Regions from separate parts of the Homo sapiens genome. Here region 2 is linked to region 1. A link is a contact called in ENCODE Hi-C data. All regions are on one chromosome and are shown on one strand. The core of a region is the stretch at or near the end of the contact, and the rest is flanking DNA. Distances in the headings are between cores, read along the strand shown.

What was found. Hi-C counts contacts between places; a loop is a spot of excess contacts on that map. Pooled maps may share reads with other maps.
Region 2: a pooled map shows a loop between it and region 1 (16-fold over the local background). The contact joins the promoter of MTCH2 here to the promoter of TTC17 in region 1. A Hi-C loop is called at or near these places in 4 of 50 pooled maps.

Annotation. Positions count from the first base shown.
Region 1 is chr11:43,356,346-43,361,808 of GRCh38, forward strand. TTC17 (tetratricopeptide repeat domain 17) reads left to right here and starts at 2,575. Exons shown (of 24, transcript NM_018259.6): 1 at 2,575-2,768. The coding sequence starts at 2,610. RefSeq lists an enhancer at 2,434-2,703 and a silencer at 2,834-2,913.
Region 2 is chr11:47,639,457-47,644,919 of GRCh38, forward strand. It overlaps MTCH2 (mitochondrial carrier 2), which reads right to left and starts at 3,103. Exons shown (of 13, transcript NM_014342.4): 1 at 2,923-3,103. The coding sequence starts at 3,009. RefSeq lists a silencer at 3,024-3,293.

The sequences.
Region 1 (5,463 bases), core at 1,325-3,824:
CTGCCATTGTGAGAGCCACATGGCAGAAAACTGTGGGTAGCCTCAATGTTAATGGCCACAATCAGCAGCCAGTAAGAAAATGGAGCCCTCAGTCCTACATTGGCAATAAATTGAATTCTGCCAAGGACTTGAAGAATGAGCTTGACTGAGGAACCCCAAGCCTCAGATGAGATTGCAGCCTTGATATGAGCCTTGTGACACTGAGCAGAGAACTCAGTCACACCACAGCAGAAGACTTTTGCCCCAAGGAAACTGTCAGATAATGTGTTAAGCTAAGTTTGTGGCAATTGTTACACAGCATTAGAAAACTAATACAGGATCCCAAAAGATAAGAGTTATCATCTACAGAAAATAGGTGGTATAATAAAGCTATAGAAGCTATAATTCCACCCCTTTAGAGGTTAACTTGTGAAGGTCAAAGAAATTGCTGATAGCAAAATATGTGATGCTGGGGCCTTTCTCAAATTCCTCACTAACATTCATTCATTCTCAGGCTCTCAGATCTAGAGTCAGGTGGATCTGAGTCCAAACCTGAGCTCTACCACTTAGCAATATGATCTTGGCCAACTTACTTAACTAGCCAGAGCTTGGTAAGTTGTGACGATTAATAGGAACTATGCATGTACAGGACCCAGTACGTATTAAACACTCAAGAAATGTTAGATGATGATGATGTCAGCTTTATACACAAGAAATAGGGTTGACCTCTATGCCCCAAAAATAAGATGCTGAGACAAAAGGGATTCCATCATTTGCCACTTCTCTATTTTAAAATTCTGAAACACTCCCTATTGCCTATGTCTAAACTCCAAGAAACTCTTAAAACATGCCACTGACTTCACCTTTTCGTTTCTTGAGACGGATTCTCGCTCTGTCACTTAGGCTGGAGTGCAGTGGTGTGATCTCGGCTCACTGCAATCCCCGCCTCCCGTGTTCAAGCAATTCTCTGCCTCAGCCTCCCAAGTAGCTGGAATTACAGGTGCCCGCCACCATGCCCGGCTGATTTTTGTATTTTTAGTAGAGGCGGGGTTTCACCATCTTGGCCAGGCCAGTCTTGAACTCCTGACCTCAGTGATCCATCCACCTCGGCCTCCCAAAGTGCTGGGATTACAGGCGTGAGCCACCGCGCCCGGCCAACTTCACCTTTTCACTTATTATTCTGCCTGAACCAGCACCTGAGCTCCAAACCTTTTTTTCACCTGGTTGGTTGCTCTCTCCTGTACATATGCATTCATACACCCCCATTATCCTGTATTTTAATTGTTAACCTGCCAATAATATCTCACTATATTGCACACTGCCCAATGGTTACATTTCCATACCCAGAGACTATCAGAGTACCAGGCAAAAAGCAAATAAGCCATATATTTTTAATGAAATGAATGTTCAGTCTTCAGGCCTTTAAGAAAAGCTGTTCCTGGAATGAAGAAAAAAAAAACACCAATGCTGTGGTTGTTTCTACATTTCTATAGCGTGGTGTTTAAACACTTAGCAACTGCTCTCCTGCATACACTTGTGTAGAGAAGTGGTTAAACAATATTCTCATCCTTCTTTTCCCAAGGAGAAAACCAAAAGCATACCAACCTTAAATAACACACACAGAGGGCAATCTTGAAAGACCTAAAATGACATATCTAGCAAGAAGCTGGCAGCCAAGCTTGACGCCTGCCTGCCTGCCTGTTGGTTCACTAGAAGAAAGTGGTTCTCAAACTTTAATATGTATACCAGTCACCTGAGGCTATTGTTAAAATGTAGTCTGATTCAGCAGGTTGCGGGGGAGAGGGAGAAGAGCCGAGAATGTGCAGGTCTAAAAAGCTCCCAGGTGATGCCAATGTTTCTGGTCTCCAGACCTAGACCTCTAGCTTAGACCTGTGCTGACCAGTACGTTAGCCACATGCGGGTATTAAGCCCCTGAAATATGACTAGATAAGCTGTCAGTGTAACATGCCGATTTCCAAGACTTAGTTAAAAAAAAAAAAACTAAACTATCTCAATGATTTGTACAGACCACATTGAATTAATATTTTGTGTACTTTGAGTTAAATAAAATGTACTAGTAGGGTTACTTCCCTCTATATTTTACATTCCACACGTGGCTCGCATTATAGTGCTACTGGACAGCGGTGCCCTAAACTAACAACCGTCTCCATTCTGAAGCTTCCACTATTGTGAGACTTTAAGAATAAAAGCAACACCTCTCTTCCCATAGGTGGTTCGAAAGCACACCTTTTGTTCCCCAACTATCTACCAGAAATAAAACGAAAAAACAAAGATTTAAAAAACAATAAAATTGAGTCCTTTCACTTCTGCTTAAGCGCCACCTAAGCCACTGCTTTTGTCTCCCTCCGGTTCCCACGCTCCGAGATCGTATCACCCACAGAAAAACAATAACTAAAAAGCGGTCTCCATCCCTGAAGCCAAGCTGGGAGAGTAGCCGAAGGTCGCGCTTCCTGGCCGCCAAAACCGAGGTGGAGGAAACTTGGTAGTCAGCGAGCTACGCCCTCTCGGCTCCTCCTCCTGCTCCTCCTCCAGGGCCGACCTCTTCAAGATGGCGGGCGCCGGAGACTAGCTTCCGCTTCCGGTGTGAGCGGCCCGGCCGGGGGGGCAAGATGGCGGCGGCAGTAGGGGTTCGTGGCCGGTACGAGCTGCCGCCTTGCTCCGGCCCAGGCTGGCTCCTCAGCCTTTCCGCCTTGCTGAGTGTGGCGGCACGAGGGGCCTTCGCCACCACGCACTGGGTCGTCACGGAGGACGGGAAAATCCAGCAGCAGGTAGCGGCCGGGGCGTCCCTCTTCTCCCGTGCCCGCCCTCGCCCCGGGGGGATTACCCTGCTTGGCCCCTGGCTGTTGGGCTCCGCGCGGCCCCGCCCCCAGCCTACCCTCACAGGGAGGTGGCACCGCGACCTCGGACTCCCTGCATTCGGACCAGGCAGGCACTTCCCGCTCCCCACTTGTCTCCTGGTCCTCGTTTGGCCCCCTAGAAGTTCTCACCCTTCCACCTCGCGGGCCGCGCGCCGCGTGGGGAAGAGTCGCCCAGCTGCGGGAGACGGGCCCTACGGACCTTTTTTTAGCTCGGGGTTTAGAAATCACAGATTTCAGGATTCCTGCCTTTGGTGCCTCTCGGGTTCACGCGTCACCGGCCCTCCCCGAGGAAATAGAAAGCAGGTGGCAGCTCCAGGGTGTGCGCGAGTCCCATGGTATGACAGCTTCTGGACCCCTAGCCTGTGGACCATTCGTGCTGCTCCCCTAGTCTCGTCTACCACATGGTGGATTTCGTTTCTGGTTGTGTTGGTTTCAGCTTGTACCGTTACTCAGGTCAGCAGTGGCTCATTAGAAACAACATAGAAACACTCCCCTTCAGAAGGAATGCTTGAAGATGCCGCTGGTGGCGTTGCCTGCATCTTTTCAGCTGTTACTGCCCTCGTTTCCCAGTGCACTTTGCTTTGTTTCTTTACCTAGTTCTTGTGACCCAGCCTCGCATGGAGGATATGCGATTTCCTGGATTCTTGTATGCCTGAACTAATTCCTCAGAGGCGAGACTGCTTTTCTTATATAACTTTATGATTGCCTGCGTTTTGTAAATGCTGCTGATGCCTAACGAGTGCGTGTGTGTGTTCCGCTACAGAATATTGGTAAACTTACTGACTTCGAACACTTGAGGACAATCTTGAAGTGTCTAGCAAACATTTAGAAAGTGAATTGTGTGCCCCATGCAATTTAGCCCACTGATCTAAAACGTTTTAACTAGTGTGGTGGGAAATTACTGGTCCTTTGGATTGTGTGTAATGAATCATGATAGGAACACATTCCAACGTTTAAGGTGAGGTTTAGATTTAGATTTGCCGTGTAATGTAATTGCAAATTCTATCTCAAGTAAGTTAAGTATAACTAAAAATCCGCCTAGGTATTCATGAGTGGTTTTCAGCATATCTAAGAAAAGACCGTGTTCCTATTGGGTAACGTTTTCTATATGACATACATAAAGAACAGTTTCCTTTTCATTGCCATACTATCTGAGACTTTAAATATATGTGTATGTGTTTCAGAAACCCAAGAAAACACTGTAAGACCATATGTGAGTGCTGGTTGCTTCCACCCTTCTTTTGTTTCTTGATAGTGGTTTTCCCTGAGGTCTCTATGAAGACGTGGAATTAAGTCACTCCTGCTGCATTTTGGGGAGCCTTTCTCCTGTTGGCTCTTCTGCAATATTGTTTTTGGCCACAGCTATTTATACTCTATGACATTGACTTCTCCTTCCCATTTTGGTGTCCTACCACTCAGCTGAAAAAGTAGCCCATCTAAAAAGTGAAAGCTGGTAGAAATGTTTTATGTATATACTTAACATTGCAATGGGAAAGTAGAGTCTGATTTTTTTTTTTTTTTTAACAAATTCCTTCTTTTTGCACTTTGGATACATATGTATTAATGGGGGAAGGCAGGGGTTACTGGAAACTTGCCTCAGAGAAGCAGGGAAGAGCTGAAGAATCTTTTGGATCTCTGCCAAGTCACTGCTGAGCTAAGTAATTAGGCTTAAAGTTTAAAAAGCAAGATTTCTCTATTACATGACTTTTTAAGTGATCCTTTTCATTGAATTTTCCAATACTTTGCTATACATAACATTTACAATGTTATGTTCAGGCAGCCACAAGATTTTATGCCAGAAGAAATAAGGTTGGTGTCTGCAGTGTAACAATAAGAGGCCAGGGGAGGAAAGTTGGATTTAATCTGAAGAAAAGGCACCACATATAAATAAAGTAAAAGAATTGGGTGCTGTGGTGAGCTGCCGAGTTCCACTCTGATAGCTGATTGTGCATGACCCATGCTTCCCTTCCTGGCCATAATTTGTATGCAGGTAGAATCCAAACTATCAATTTAGATCGTGATTAATTATAATATTTGTATATACTGTACTTAAGGACTTGAAAGATCACATTAGTGTATGAAATCCATATATATTGCAGATTTGTACATTCAGAAACATAATTAAAAGCTTAGTATATACAGATGCTCCTCAGCTTATGAAGGGGTTATGTGCTGATAAACTCATTGTAAGTCGAAAATACTGTAAGTCAAAAATGCATTTAATGTACCTACCAAACATTGTAGCTTAGCCTAACCTACCTTAAACGTGCTCACAATACTTACATTAGCCAAATTTGGGCAAAATCATCTAACAGCATCTTTTACAATAAAGTATCAAAATACCTCATGTAATTCATGAATACTTCACTGAAAGTGAAAAACAGAATGGTTATATGGGCACTCAGTACAGTTGCTACCAAATGCATGTCACTTTTGCAGCATTGTAAAGTCAAGAAATTATAAGTTGAACCATCGAAAGGTGGGGACCATCTGTATACTTTGTCCTGACATACCAAATTCTTGCTGCTTATTCTTGGTTACAATATTTGAATGAGAGCATAAGTGTGATTTCAGTTTTAAAGTGACCTACTACCAGGCAAAGGGC
Region 2 (5,463 bases), core at 1,853-4,352, 4.3 Mb after region 1:
AACCCAGACAAAACACTCAAAAGGCAAATGCAGATATAGCTGGATAATTCACTTAGGAAAGAATTACAAGCTAACTTCATGTTAGAAGAACAGGCTGTCGGTCGGGCGCAGTGGCTCATGCCTTGTAATCCCAGTACTTTGGGAGACCGAGGGGGATGGATCACCTGAGGTCAGGAGTTCGAGACCAGTCTGGCCAACATGGTGAAACCCTGTCTCTACTAGAACTAAAAAATTAGCCGGGCGTAGGGGCGGGCGCCTGTAATCTCAGCTACTTGGGAGGCTGAGGCAGGAGAATCACTTGAACCCGGGAGGCAGAGGTTGCAGTGAGCCGAGATTGTGTCACTGCACTCCAGCCGAGGCCGACAACAGCGAGACTCCATCTCAAAAACAAACAAACAAACGAACAAACAAAAAAACACAGGCTGTCATTAACAGCTAATGAAGTCCATTTTATATAGTTAATGATTACCATGGTCTTTGTACAATATACCCAGGATTTTTAACACTACAGATACTTGACAGAATGAATGCTGTAGGACATAGTTTTGATTATTGTTGTGACTCTTAATCTGTCCTATTAAGTAACTCCTGGGCTGGCGTGGTGGCTCATGCATGTAATCCCAGCACTTTGGGAGGCCAAGGTGGGCGGATCACCTGAGGTCAGGAGTTCAAGACCAGCCTGGCCAACATGGTGAAACCCTGTCTCTACTAAAAACACAAAAATTAGCCAGGTGTGGTGGCGGACACCTGTAATCCCAGCTACTCAAGAGGCTAAGGCAGGACAGTCGCTTGAACCTGGGAGGCGGAGGTTGCAGTGAGCCGAGATTGTGCCATTGCATGCCAGTCTGGGTGACAAGAGCAAAACTCCATCTCAAAAACAACAACAAATAAATAAACAAATAACTCCTGTCTGAGCTCCCTGAAAGTGCTACCAAGTAACCATTTTTATTTTTATTTAGTTACTTATTTATTTTTTGGAGACAGAGTTTCGCTCTTGTCGCCCAGGCTGGAGTGCAGTGGCACGATCTAGGTCACTGCAACCTCCATCTCCCAGGTTTAAGCCATTCTCGTACCTCAGCCTCCTGAGTAGCTGGGATTACAGGCACCCACCACCACACCCAGCTAATTTTTGTATTTTTAGTAGAGAGGGGGTTTTGCCATGTTGGCCAGGCTAGTCTTTAACTCCTGACCTCAGGTGAACCGCCTGTTTCAGGCTCCCAAAGTGTTGGGATTTACAGGCGTGAGCCACCGTGCCCGGCCCAAGTAACTATTTTTACAACTGAGCATTTGGGAATTTCACCAAAACTCCTGGGCTACTTGGCAACACATAGATGTTGTGAAATCAGAATTAAGAATATTCAAAGTTTTTGGGGCAAGAGCTCTGAACATCATTAGAAAACCCCGTCTCCCAGAGAAGTATTGAGTAGTGGGTTCTTTTTTGTTTTGTTTTGTTTTTTTGAGGCTGAGTTTTGCTCTGTTGCCCAGGCTGGAGTACAATGGCGCGATCTCGGCTCACTGCAACCTTCACCTCCCGGGTTCAAGCGATTCTCCTGCCTCAGCCTCCCGACTAGCTGGGATTACGTGCACGCACCACCACACCTGGCTATATTTTGTATTTTTAGTAGAGACGGGGTTTCACCATGTTGGTCAGACTGGTCTCAAACATCGACCTCGTGATCCGCTCACCTCGGCCTCCCAAAGTGCTGGGAAGGCGTGAGCGAACGCGCCCGGCCCCAAGGGTTCTTACTATATACTGCAACATGCTGTCACCTCCGATGCTATCTAGCCCCAAATGTGCCAATTCTGTTTTGGATGTTACAGTACATTCTAATCAGTCTTTGTTCTAAGTACAAAGAATTTATTTGCAATAGCCTTTAACATATGGAATCTGAATTCACACAGGTCTACTCAGCAAGAAATAATTTGGATTCCCAACAACTCAAGAATAAGAAATGGGGCCCTCTCTAGTGTCTTGCCTATTTTTTACAGAAAAGTAGACGGCGAGACAGGGGTTCTAAAAACTGTTCCATTCCTAGGCACAGTGCATGAGGTAATTATGTCAACTCTCAGTAAAAGCATAAAAAAAAGAATGACCTGCCCATTACAGGGATATAGCAAAGGAACTGGAAACACTAAGTCTATCACTTACTTGGCCTACCTGCATGTGAATATAAAATACCATGTAATAATTATTTGACAGTAGATTAGAAACTAACTCCCATGTTTAAACTCGCTAAAACTCAGCTTCACTAATTTCCAGCTCTGACAAATGTGATTTTCATTGTCAGGAGCCACATGGGCCGCTGCTGGAAAGCGCTCAATGCATCCTTCCGAAATCTGACAGAGCAACCCCTTCATTAACACTTCTGAATGAGCTCCTTGTGTTTCTCTCAGTATCTGGTGCGAAAACCTCGGAACAGAAAAGCAGTAGTAACAGTAGCATAAAAAGAAAAAAAAAAGGAATAAAAAATAAAATGTTGGTTCCCACCTAACTTCACATTTGTCTTCAACTGAGTATTTCGTGTTTTGCGTCTGAGATTTTGGGGGGAGTAGTGGTGAATGTGAATTTCGGAGGGGCGAGAGGGAGGGTTCGGAAGCCTTTGGTGGCGACCGGCCAGGATCCACCTCAGTGACGAAGAACCAAAGTTCAGAGGATCCGCCGGGCAGGGCAGGGCCGGGTGGCGGTTGGCTAAGGGAGGAGAGGGCCTCAACGCTGGGCGGCGAGGCGAGGGCTCGGCGAGGCCCCCAAGCGGGGCCGCGGGACTGAGGAAGCTGTCCCTGCGGGGAGGTAAAGGGCAGCGGAGGAGCAGCAGCATCTCGGGAGAATGAAAGGCCCGCAAGGCTGAGCCGATCCTCAGGCGCCCTGAGCAGCAGCGACCGAACGGGGCGCCGGGCGGGGTAGGGAGCGGCGACGCCTCATACCTGGATGAGCACTTTCACGTACATGAGCGGCTGGGACAGGATGGTGAGACCGGAGCCCAGGAGCACCTGACTGGCCGCGTCCGCCATGATGGCACCCGCGGGCGGACGGACAGACAGACGGAGCCACCAAGCGACCCGGTGAGCCGGTCCTAGGTCACGTGCCAGGGCCGCCGGTTTCACTGGCCCGCCCGCGGCGCGCGCGCACGCACGCAGCAGCACGCGCCTCTCCGCCCAGTCCCCGCCCCCCCGTCCCGCCCCGAGAAACGGCAGGCGCTCGCGAGGGGGCGCTGAGGTCGGGGCGGGGCTTAAGGGACAGAGGCGCATGCGTTCTGCCGGGGGCTCGCCCTTCACCAGGAATGACGGTTTCTCTTGCACATGCGCTTCCAGGCCGCAAGTGTCCGGAAACAGAAGAATGGGAGTGTCAGTGGGGGAGTGTGACCGTGACGGCAGAGGCAAGGTCAGAGGACTGAAAAGAAATTGAAAAGGATTCTTCATTATGCTTCATCTCTGCACTTGCCTTTTGGGCATCATCAACATAGGATTCAAAAGATACTCAGCATCAGAGCCGTAACAGTCTCGTGACTGACAAACTCTAAATAAGTATAGCAAATAATGAATCCGCTAGCGAGTGGCTTTTCATTCATTTATTCGTTTGATTAATGTTATCTTTTCAAAAAAACCTTCTCTGACCATTCTAAAATTACCTCCCCCTTTTCTTTTTCTTTCTTTTTTTTTTTTTTTTTGAGACGGAGTCTCGCTCTGTCACCCAGGCTGGAGTGCAGTGGCCCGATCTCAGCTCACTGCAACCTTCGCCTCCCAGGTTCAAGCAATGCTCCTGCCTCAGCCTCCCTAGTAGCTGGGATTACACGCACACGCCACCACGCCCGGCTAATTTTTGTCTATTTAGTAGAGACGGGGTTTCACGATGTTGGCCGGGCTGGTCTCAAACTCCTGACCTCGTGATTCACCCGCCTTGGCCTCCCAAAGTGCTGGGATTACAGGAGTGAGGAGCCATCGCGCCTGGCCACCTCCCTCTTATTTTCTCCCACATTGTGCCCCGTCGTAGCATTATCACTGAAATTATGTCTCCTCCACTGGAATGAAAGCTCCATGAGTTCAGGAACCGTGACAGCCTCTGTTCACGGTTGTGTTTTCAGTGCCCAGCACATACGAGGTGCTCAATAAATATTTATTGCACAAGTGAACAAATACTTCAGTGCCTACCAGTCTACAGGCTATCAGAGGCAAAAGTGAAAAAGGCATTGTCCCTGCTCCTTCAGCCCCAGCTCACGTGTTCTATCAAACAACATTTGGTGAATCTGAGCTTGGAGCAGAGTGAAGTACTGTAGGGGAAAGACTTGGATTTGGATCCTGGCTTTTCCACTGCATCCATTTGTCATTTTAGCTACTTTAATTTCCAGTTTTTGTATCTAAATCTAACACTACTGTGTATCTCTCAGGGTTATTATGAGCATTAAGTGAAATTATGCATAGGAAAGGGTTTTTTTTAAAAAACTTTATATTGAAATACAGATATTGGCTGGGCACGGTGGCTCACACCTGTAATCCCAACACTTTAGAAGGCTGAGGTGGGTGGATCACCTGAGGTCGGGAGTTCAAGACCAGCCTGACCGACATGGTGAAACCCCATCTGTACTAAAAGTACAAAAATTAGTTGGGTGTGATGGCGGGTGCCTGTAATCCCAGCTACTCGGGAGGCTGAGGCAGGAGAATCGCTTGAACTCGGGAGTTGGAGGTTGCAGTGAGCCAAGATTGCGCCATTGCACTCCAGCCTGGGTGACAGGGCGAGACTCAGTCTCAAAAGAATAAATAAATAAAAAATAAAGTTGTAAGAAACAAGTTGCTTCTAACTGAATCTAGAAACATAAAGCTGAGCCAGAGAGACTATTTAGCAGGGGATTCTTTTCTTTTTTTTTTTGAGACAGGGTCTCTCTTTGTCACCCAGGCTGGAGTGCAGTGGTGCAATCTCGGCTCACTGCAACCTCCACCTCCTGGGCTCAAGCGATCCTCCTACCTTAGTCTCCCAATTAGCTGGGACCACAGGTGTGCACCACCATGCCCAGCTATTTTTTTTGTATTTTTAGTAGAGATGGGGTCTCGCCATGTTGCCCCAGGCTGGTCTCAAACTCTTGAACTCAAGTGATCCACCTGCCTCCCAAAGTGCTGGGATTACAGGTGTGAGTCACCACACCTGGTTGGATTATTTATTCTTGGATTTGTGCATTGATGGTGCCAAATAATATTGCCTTGTCCCACTGATGCTAGTGAGCATGGGGAGGCACAGAGCCTCTTGCCAGGGGTGGGTGGTTGGGGGATTCAGTCTGCTCCACAATATTTTCCAATGGTGTGAGGCAGAAGCTGCTGATGAGGTTTTGGGAAGAATCTGCAGAGAATAGGTAACCGAAGTCAGCAGTATAGATAAGGGAAGAGGTGCTATGTACAGCTGCCTAGGCTGTGCACTGCATAACTCAGAGTGGGGCCAGTCACAAAGACTATGATCTGAATGGCATTCCCTGATAC